Regions from separate parts of the Homo sapiens genome. Here region 1 is linked to region 2. A link is an interaction called in ENCODE POLR2A ChIA-PET data of the cell type or tissue named here. Cell type or tissue: OCI-LY7. All regions are shown on one strand. Links, peaks and the distances in the headings refer to the core of each region. The heading gives the core; the rest is flanking DNA. Region 1 has its middle 120 kb from the start of PTEN. Region 2 overlaps LOC105378415 (a long non-coding RNA gene).

Evidence for each region. ChIA-PET counts read pairs that join two places held together with the same protein. Peaks named below come from ENCODE experiments on the same cell type or tissue, not always from the same donor. Only the 100,000 strongest peaks of a DNase experiment are listed, where the experiment ranks them.
Region 1: POLR2A ChIA-PET joins it to region 2 with 13 read pairs; 4 of 35 experiments call an interaction of 5 or more read pairs at or near these places.

The regions. Positions count from the first base shown.
Region 1 is chr10:87,978,546-87,983,929 of GRCh38, reverse strand. No RefSeq gene overlaps it. Among named protein-coding and RNA genes, the nearest start is that of PTEN, 120 kb to the right of the region's middle. In OCI-LY7, for the core only: no CTCF peak of the experiment used is centred there; no DNase peak of the experiment used is centred there.
Region 2 is chr10:88,080,800-88,086,183 of GRCh38, reverse strand. LOC105378415 (a long non-coding RNA gene) reads left to right here. Exons shown (of 6, transcript XR_007062225.1): 3 at 906-935; 4 at 3,344-3,402. Among named protein-coding and RNA genes, the nearest start is that of PTEN, 220 kb to the right of the region's middle. In OCI-LY7, for the core only: no CTCF peak of the experiment used is centred there; a DNase peak (open chromatin) is centred at 3,233; H3K4me3 peaks cover 1,843 bases; H3K27ac peaks cover 2,568 bases.

The DNA.
Region 1 (5,384 bases), core at 141-5,140, 100 kb after region 2:
TTCTGTGGTAAGAAGATGTGAGTGTTTCCATGTGATAATTTCCATGGTGATGTGTATAAAATGTAAGTTTGAGTCACTGATCACAGTTTTGGAAGTTTGAAGAGTGAGAAGTCATAAAATTGTTATCTTAGAGAATGCGAAAGTAAATGTACCAGGAAAAGTATCAGGAAAAAGTAAGACTACTGTGGGGTGGTGATGTCTATTTTTGATATTTGGGGATTAACATCCAGTGAGACCAAAAAGCACAGTTGTGTTTCACCCTGCTGAGGTGTAGGCATACAGTAGCACATACACAATTTCAGATTTGCCAGGCAAATGAGTGAGAAAGAGAGTGTCAAAGAAATTAATAATGTGCTATAAGAGAGTGATTATAATGATGAACCAGGAAATGGGTAGGAACATATGTAAGGATAGAAGAGGGGAAATGAATAATGAAAAAGAGTTAGGTTCAGTGGACTTTAAGACTTATGAGGTTTAAATATGCTGAAGTAGAAGTAGTATAAAAATAAGTGAGTGGGCCGGGCGCGATGGCTCACGCCTGTAATCCCAGCACTTTGGGAGGCCAAGGCGGGCGGATCACGAGGTCAGGAGATCGAGACCATCCCGGCTAAAACGGTGAAACCCCGTCTCTACTAAAAATACAAAAAATTAGCCGGGCGTAGTGGCGGGCGCCTGTAGTCCCAGCTACTTGGGAGGCTGAGGCAGGAGAATGGCGTGAACCCGGGAGGCGGAGCTTGCAGTGAGCCGAGATCCCACCACTGCACTCCATCCTGGGCGACAGAGCGAGACTCCGTCTCAAAAAAAAAATAAAAAAAAAAAATAAAAAAAAATAAGTGAGTGAAAATTCTGGAGGTGATAGAGAGGTGGATGCTGGAAAACACAGGTTTGCGAGATCTTTGCTAACTGGAAATGGCAGAATCAAGCCTATTACAATGGGAGCTGGTGATTGGGGTGGAGGGAAGGAAAAGGTCAGTGGAAATGATTGGGTCAGGGGGGTATAGAATATATCCAAATTGATATTAAATATATTATTTTACATATATTCTTTCACATATGTGCATTTGTAACTAAATTAAAATAGTAGATATTACAAATAGAAAAATTAGTGAATGAGATGTGAGGAAGTAGAGACAAGGGTAGATTTTCCTTTTTGAACTTGAGTTTTAAGAGAAAGAGGAGAGTGATAACTAAATAGAATACAAGATAGAGAAAGCTTTCTTTTTTCTCTGTTTATTGATAAAAATGGAGAGATTTAAGAATATTTTTCAACTCCAAGAAATGATCCAAAAGAGAGTCAAATGTTGAAAATAAGAAGAGAAAGAGATAATCCAATAAAACACAATCTTTGTCCTGGGAAAGAAAGAGCACTGTAGAAAAGTTAGCTTTAAACAAGAAGGGAGGCCAGGCACGGTGGCTCACGCCTGTAATCCCAGCACTTTGGGAGGCTGGGGTGGGCGGATCACCTGAGGTCAGGAGTTCAACAGCAGCCTGACCAACATGGTGAAACCCTGTCTCTACTAAAAATGCAAAAATTAGCCGGGCATGGTGGTGCATGCCTGTAATCCCAAGTACTCAGGAGGCTTGAGGCAGGAGAATCACCTGAACCCGGGAAGCAGAGGTTGCAGTGAGCCGAACTCGTGACATTGCACTCCTGACTGGGCAACAGGAGCGAAATTCCCTCTTGGGGAAAAAAAAAAAAAACCAAGAAAGGAAATATTTTTTTCCTCTAAAATGAGAGGGAGGCAGGTCAAGGGAGGTAGAGAGTTGGTTGATAATAGAGAAAAGAAGGACAGGATGTTGAAGCAGTCCAGGCAGCATGATAGCCTTAATTTTCTCTATTCAGTAGAAGGCAAAGGAAGTTTCTGAGAATAAAAGAGGTGCGAGGGTTGGACCAAGCAGCGCAAAGAAAGTCTGTGGAAGCTGGATCCAGTGGCTCACGCCTGTAATTCCAACACTTTGGGAGGGCGAGGCAGATGGATCGCCTGAGCTCAGGAGTTCAAGACCATCCAGGGCAACACGGTGAAACCCCGTCTCTACTAAAAATTAAAAAAAAATTTACTGGGTGTGGTGGCACACACTTCGAGTCCCAGGTGTTTGGGAGGCTGATGCAGGAGAATCACTTAAGGCCCAGAGGCAACGCTTGCAGTGAGTCGAGATCACGCCACTGCACTCCAGCTTGGGCTACGAAATGAGACTCTGTCTCAAAAATAAATAAATAAATAAATAAGAAAGAAAGTCTGTGGAATGGAAGAGAACTGTAGTAGGATGTCAACTAGTGTTAGATTACAAAAGCAAACACTACTCACCATTTGGACCTAAGTTTTAGAATCCTGGCAGTCAGCTAGCAGGTGTATTGGATAAGCATGTCCCCTTTTCATGCTGCCAGATGTTCAGGGTCATGTTTGGATGGGAAAGGCAAAAGTAAAGAGAAGGCACCTTGTATCACTTTGCCCCTAACAGGTCCTTATTGAATATGAAGTCTCCAAATCTCCACAAATTGTTCTTCTACCATAAGATCAAGTTGCTAAGGGTGTCCAGGCAGTGTACAAATTTGCTTTAATCACAAGCACTGTGGAATTCCTTCAAAAACATGCTGTACAGGTGGTGACAGAAGGAAGTGAGAACATGTTTAACAACCTGTTTACAGGCAAGATAAGAGTTTCTTGTTGTGTGTAGTTTTGTCTTGCAAGATTAATTTATGCAATAGCATTGCCAAATGTTTAGGAGCAAGCCATGTTTCTAGGGAAATATACTATACTGTATTCAAAACTGTACATGCAAACCCCACATTTACAGATGAAGAAACTGAGGCACAGAGGGAGTAAGTAAGGTCATAGAGCTAGTAAACAGTGGCACCAAGAATTAAACCAGCGGCCAGACCTGGTCCAAAGCCTGAACCCTAAACTTCATCCATTTTACCTGAAATACATAAATATATTTTGTACACTCATTCATTTATTCAGTAATACATACTGATCAGCTCTCTGTTTGAAAGAGGAAGGGAAGACAGAAAGACCTCTTTGTCCTCCTCCTCCTTCCCCTATGACAAATCTGGGTGCTGCTGGAGCCCAAGCATTCATCTGAGCACAGATTGAGAACACAAATTTAGATCAAATGCACACCAAATGGAGTCTTCTGTGAGGTCCTCTTGTCAGAACTATGACCCAGTCTCTGCTTGTGTACCTCAAAATGCAAAATGAAAAGTAAAATTAGGTTCCTCTTCAAGTTATTATTATTTTGTTGGAAACTCTATTAGCTAGAATTACCCTGTCCAGTAGAAATATAATATGAGCCATATATGTAATTTTAAGTGTTCCATTAGCCATATATATCTTAAAAAGTAAAAGAAATCAGGTGAAATGTTTTTAAAATATATTAATTTAGACTGGGAGGTGGCTCATACCTGTAATCCCAGCACTCTGGGAGGCTAAGGAAGGTGGACCACTTGAGCTCAGCAGTTCGAGACCAGCCTGGGCAACATGGTGAAACCCTATCTCTACCAAAAATGCAGAAAATTAGCCATGTATGGTGGTGCACAACTGTGGTCCCAGCTACCTGAGAGGCTGAGGTGGGAGGATGGCTTGAGCCTGGGTGGTGGAGGTTATAGTGAGCCAAGATCACACCACCACACCCCAGCCTGGGCGACAGAGTGAAACCCCATCTAAAAAAAAAAAAAATTTATATATATAATTTAACTCACTATATCAAAAATATTATCAATATGTAATCAATGTAAAAAATTGACAAGATATTTTGCCTTCTACTTTTTATACTAAGTTTTCAAAATCTGATGTGTAATTTATACTTACAGCAAATCTCACTTTGAACCAGTCACATTTCAAGTGCTCCATAGAGACATGTAGCTTAGTGACTGAAGTCACTATACGACAGTGCAGAACTAGAATATTACTCATTGTGAGGCAAACTTGGTCTCTCCAAAGTTCTACTCATAAGTTCCAGTATATGTTCCTGGGAGTGAAAGAGTACAACTCCATCTTTTTCTGGGGCTTTAGAGATTATCTTATCCAGCATTTTCAATATTGCAGATATAGAGCATAGGTCTCGAAGTGAAGTAACTTACTCCAGGTCATTCATTAAGTTGATGGTAAAGCCAGGATGAGCAACCAGATGTTCTAATTTCCTGTGCTATGCTCTTTCCACAAGCCAATGCTACCTTCTCTCACAAGGCAGACTTCACATATTTTATAACACTTGAAAATACCATTAGACTTCTGTTCTGTTTTAGTTTTCCTCGTGTGTGCCTCTCAGACCTGCCCTTTGCCCAACACATTTTGCATACTGCAAGTACTTTATAAATGGTTTTTATTCAAATGAGATTTGTGCAGTTTATATAAGCAATATGCTATACAGTTATTATTCAACTGTTTTATACAGTTATGCAAATATTTTTGTATGTACATCACGTAAAGCACTGTGACAGGTGATCATAAAGAAAAAATGAAATTTGAGAAGGCTTTGAAATGACCTACCTAGCCCTCATTGACATCTGGTAATCACCGAATTATCTTCTAATGTTCTTAAACTAACTGCTACTGAATATATTAAAGTCTTTTTCTGGGAATCAGTGTTAAACATACTGGCCTTCATTACCCAGAATCCATCCTTCTGGAGAGTTATGGCAATCTTTTCTCATGTCTTTGTCTCTGAACTCTCTCCCATTTTTCTTAATTTATCAGGAATTACTGCTGGTAATTCTGAGACCTCATTTTCAAATTCCTTCAGCACTCTGAAAAGGAATGTGTTTGGGCATGTTAGGGAAATGTTCTCTTACTTGCGTCTCTCCAACCAAACCTCTAACACCAGTGATCCTCAAAGTGTGGCCCATGACCCCTGTGGGTTATAAGTGATAAAATTCAAGCTTTTAAGCCAAAATTAGTATTTTTAAAATCTTATACCTGCTACCATGAACTTGACAGCTTCCGAATATGTAAAGACTATCCTGGTGAGCTCGGTGGTGATATTTTTAAAATGTGACTTTTTTTGCACTGTATAATGAAGTATGTCTGCTGGGGGTGGTGGCTCATGCCTGTAATCCCAGCACTTCGGGAGGCCGAGGTGGGTGGATCACCTGTCAGGAGTTTGAGACCAGCGTGATCAATATGGTGAAACCTCATCTCTACTAAAAACTACAAAAATTAGGTGGACATGGTGGCACACACCTGTAATCCCAGCTACTCGGGAGGCTGAGGCAGGAGAATCACTTGAACCCGGGAGGCGGAGGTTGCAGTGAACCGAGATTGCACCACTGCTCCAGCCTGGTGACAGAGCAAGACTCAGTCTCAAAAAAAAAAAAAAAAAAAAATTCAGAAAAATGAAAAAAACAAAACACCACCTCATCACTAACATTTTTGTTTTAGAATACA
Region 2 (5,384 bases), core at 237-5,236:
GGGTACGGGAGTCCTCCATAAGGTTTTCCTTTTAATGAAAAGCAGCCCCCAAATCATTTTCTTTTCTAACAAAGAACAGCCTGTAAAATCGAGCTGCAGACATAGACAAGCAAGCTGGAAGCTTGCACGGGTGAACGCCGGCAGTAGTGCCAATAGGAAAAGGCTACCTGGGACTAAGCATGTTCAAAATGGCGGCTCCATCTTCCCTTCTCTTTGCCAAACCATGTGTACAGTAAGGAGAAGACAATATGGCACCAGCCAGGCAAAGACCCCATTTGCATAATAAGATTAGAATGGGGCAACCAGCCTTTCCCTCCCTATGTAAACCTCATACTTGGTAGAGCCAATCTGTGGGCCCTACATAAATCAGACACTGCTTCCTCAAGCCTGCCTATAAAATCCAGCGCAGTGCCCCACAGGCCAGCTTTTTCCTTTCAGGAGCTCACCTCTCTCTGGCAAGGGAGAGAGCTGTTCTCCTTTCTCTTTCTTTTGCCTATTAAACCTTTGTTCCTAAACTCACTCCTCGTGTGTGTCCGTGTCCTTAATCTTCTTGGCGTGAGATGACGAACCCTGGGTATTTACCCCAGACAATGATGCCGCTTCAATAGGAATAATATCTATTATGCAGGCAGGTCTTTCTGTAGATTAAAACTAATATATATTTATGTATATATATAAAACTAACAAGCAATGGGCCCTCAATAAATAGTAGCAATGGTCATCATTATTAATACTAGTACCACCATTGATAATACAATAATAATGAGTCTTAACCCTGGCAGACTCAATTTAAATTTGAGCTGGAATGTGCAGGGTTTTGTCTGTTCATTGTGTTTTTTGTTTTGTTTTCCTTTGTTATGTCACTCCTTCAGTGCCATCAGACTGCCTTTGTATTTCTTTTTCAGAGATTTCTGGGGGCTGTTTCCAGTAAACAGGTAATGAAATGAAAGTGTCATTTTTCTTCCACAGTCATTGTCAGCCAGTTTGAATTTAGGGTGGCAATCACAAGGAAGATCTGCAGCCACATGCCATCTTGTAAAGCCTAAAAGGGGAATCTGAATCTGATCAAATTATTCTTAAAAGCCTTTGGTGACCTCCAGTCTGTTAGGACAAAGACTAAAGTCTTTCTTGAGGCCTTCAAGGCCCTTCAGAACTGGCCTTTACTTATCTCCCCATTTTTCTTGGCCCATCACACTCTAGTCACCCTACCTTCTGCCACTTTTTTGAATTTGTTATATTGTCTTCCTAGACTAGACCCCTCTCCCAGCTCTTCACTGCCCAATCCCTTCAGGACCCAGTGGAAATATCATTTTCTTAAGGAAGACTGACTGAGCCTCCAACAGGATTCCTGATCATATGGTCTCAAGGAGACCTGTACTTTTCTTTACCAATATTGTATTGCTATTCATTTGTTATTTGTCTTTTTCCATTTATTGTCTACCACTTCTAGGCATTAATTTCATAAGGGCAGTGACCTCGTCATCCTTTCTCATAGCTGAAGCAGCTGCTGAAGTTTAGTAGGGCTGGGCATAGAAACTTGCTTTATAAATATTTGTTGAAAGAATAAGTGGAGTCATGAGCGGGTAGATGCTGTTTTTGGGTAGATGCTGTTTTAGGCTAGTGGCACCCAGCTTGGATCTTTGCAAGGTCCCTTTGGAGAACAGAGCCATTCTGAGAGACAGAAGAGCGATAACCAGCAATGCCATAAATAGTAGAAGGCAAATAATGTGCATTGACAGAGGGAAGGCCTTCTCACCACATTGACAGGGTTTGTCTGCTCTGAGGCAATGCCATTGACAAAGGACACACATAAACTACTACTGGTGGAGCAGGAATAGGCCTTCTGCAATCTCATGCCTTCGGCAGCCCTCACTGAGAGTCTAGCCTTGCCCTGTCCAATATAGGACAGCCACTAGCCACATGTGAGCCTTTGAAATATGACCAGTACCCCCCAACCCCCACCAAGGAACTGATTTTTAAGTGTTATTTCATTTCATACTTGACATTTAAATTTAAAACCTGATACTCTATTCAGTTGGAAAAAATAAAAATGTTTAGAATAATATGGATATGTGAATCTACTTTTTCAGTTGTAAACTTTAGGAAGTTTAAACCAGGATTAACTATCTCTCTCTCTCTCTCTCTCTCTCTCTCTCTTTTTTTTTTTTTTTTTTTTTTGAGGTAGAGTCTCGCTCTGTTGTCAAGGCTGGAGTGCAGTGGCACAATCTTGATTCTCTGCAACCTCTGCCTCCTGAGTTCAAGAGATTCCCATACCTCAGCCTCCCTAGTAGCTAGGATGACCGGTGTGCACTACCATGCCTGGCTAATATTTCGTATTTTTAATAGAGACAGAGTTTTGTCATTTTGGCCAGGCTGACCTTGGACTCCTGACCTCGTGATCCGCCCTCCTCAGCCTCCCAAAGTGCTGGTTACAGGCATGAGCCACCGTGCCCAGCCAGGACTATTTCTTAAGGAAAATTTAGCATCCCATTTGAAACGTGCTGCAAGTGTAAGATATGCCAAATTTCAAAGGCAATACCGGAAAAAGGCAAAATATCTCAACAATTTTTATATTTATACACATTAAAAAATTTTAGAAATATGAGGTTAAATAAGCACATTCTAAAAAATAATTTTATCTGATTTTTTTTTTAATGTGGCTACTAGGAATTTTTAAATTGCTTTTGTTGTCATATTGCATTTCTATTGGACAGAGCTTCTCTAGAGAAAGAGAGATGAGAAAACATTTCTTTCAAACCAGAGCCCCAAAGTTTTAAACAGATATCACAGTGGCCCATATTTGGAAGGAAGGGACAATTAAAAAGAGAATCTTCCTTCATTACATGAGAAAAAAACTATTATATTAAAACCTGAAGTGGTAGACACCTGAGTAATATCAGGAATTGTGAAAAAGAAGCACAATTTCTCTTCTTCCACAGATAGCTGTAATGTTCCTCCTTGCAGTATTTTCAACCATGAGGGAGTTGTAGATTACAGAGACAGCTTCCTTTAGACTGACTTGCCTGGCAGATCAGCTAAACTGGTAATGAAATGATGATAGTGACTATAAATTATTGTGTTCTTCTGAAGTACCTTTCCTCTATAGATCTTGCAAGATTTCACAAATGCTAATTAAATCTTTCACAATATCCTACAAGGTCAAAAACTTAACTTCCGTTTGAGTGGTGAGAAAGCAGAGACTATGGTGATTTGCCTAAGGCCACAGAGCAAACCAGCCAAGACTAAGCAGGGAGGGTGCACAGTCCCTCAGCTGGGCTGCTAATCCAGATGGCTTCTCTTAAGGTGCCAGCCAGGCAATCACAAAATTATTCTTTCTTTCCAGAGTGCCAGCACCCACTAACCTGTAAATAGCACCTTGTTCAGGGGGAGTGATATTCTTTGGTAAGTGACCGTAAACTGATTATACCAAGTCCTTCAATGGAGAGATGGTGGTTAAAAAGCAAAACTGAGGCTGGTAAATTTTTACCATTTCTTTGTAGACTGTATGATTTGGGGCCTTGCTGCTCAAAATGTGGTCAGCAGCATTGACATCACCTGGGATCTCATTACAAATGCAGAATCTCAGACCTCACTCCAGATGTGCTGGATGAGAATGGCCATTTTCACAAGCTCCCCAGGATATGTGTGCCTGTTAAAGTTTGAGAAGCACTGATCGGAGGACTTCGGTTATAATCCCACCTCCTTCTATAAGTGATTAAAGAAAATTCACTTATACTCTCCTTTGAACAGCTGTATGCTTCTCAATTTCTCTCTCTCTCTCTCTCTCTCACACACACACACACACACACACACTTTATTTTTCAATCTCTATAGACTTGCTTCTTTGTAAGGCTCTCAATTTCTCCTCCCCAGTGACACAAGCTTGCATGTGGATATAGCTCGTCATGGTGCCTATTTATCTTCAACTTTATGCAACCTTAGCACTCTTTTACTCAGAAACCTTTTGACTGGGAGAGCAGGGCAAACTCAAATCCCTACAGAGACCAGGAAGGCAGCATGGATGAGTGCAGAAAGCTACATTTGTTTCAGAAAGGAATCAGTGTATATTCTTTCAGCAGACACATTTAGTTTGTTTCTTATAAGCCACTAGAAGAGTCATTACTTTCACAAAGTCATATGCTTATTCCCATTTTTCATAAAATATGGCCTATCTTCAGTTTTCCCAGTTTTGATACAGAAAAAAATATAAGAAAGATTTTCTATTTCCTATAACTATAAAAGCCCACTAATAGCACCAGCACAGCCACCCCTGGGCTTCACACAGGGAGTGGCAGGAGCTGTGCAGATGGAGAGTGCATACTGGTGTGAAGGGGGCAATGGATCTCAGCTCCAGCCATTGTCTTCATGCAGGAATTTGGGACCATTTTACCGGATCCTCCCATTTCTTCAAGAGAAGCCGGAAATCTGGATTTCTATGTGAAATCTCCCACTTTTTTATGCTGGCAACTAATTTTCTTTAAACACTGTGCCAAACAAAACATACCTGCAGGCCAAAATCTACACCCTCTGGGCTGGATTTCAATGTCTCTTAAACTCTCAACAGAGAGCATCTTACTGTTTCAGTTCAGGGTAGATGTCTACCCATGGTCCCATCGAGTGGGGTCTGGATATGGAATCAGCTAGAAGAAGCATAGTCTATGCCCATTCTTTCAGCAGGGACTGTGGGCAGGAAACCATTTCCAAAGAAGCAGGCATGAGTTGGTGGCCATACAAATATATATGTTATATTGATAAATATAAAAACAGGAGATTCTGGGGGACCACAAGTTTTTACAAATTAGGCTTATTTTAGGATAAATTCACCCTTGTTAGTGTGCAGTTCTGTGAGTTTTGATATACATATGCAGTCAAGTAACCACTCCCACAATTAAGATACAGAATAATTCCATCACCCCCCAAATTTCTTGTATGCCCCTTTATAGCTAGCCCCTGACCCTAACCTCTGGCAATCACTAATATATTCTCTTTTTCTATAGGCTTGCTTTTTTTCAAAATGTCATATACATGGAATCACACAGTTTATAGCCTTTTGAGTCTGGCTTATTTTACTCAGCATAATGCCTTTGAGCTTTAACCATGTAATTTCATGTATCAGTAGTTCATTCCTATGTATTGCTAAGTAATTTTCCACTGTATAGATGCACCACAGTTTGTTTATCCATTCACCAATTAAAGCCATAATCAACTTCCATGTAGAAGTTTGTGTGTGAACACAGTTTTAATTTATTTGGGGTTACTACCTAGGAGTGAGATTCTGGGTCTTATGGTAAGCATACATTTTACTAAGAAACTATAAAACTCTTTTCCAAAGTGGCTGAACCATTTGACATTTCTAACAGCAATATTTGAAAGTTCCCATTGCT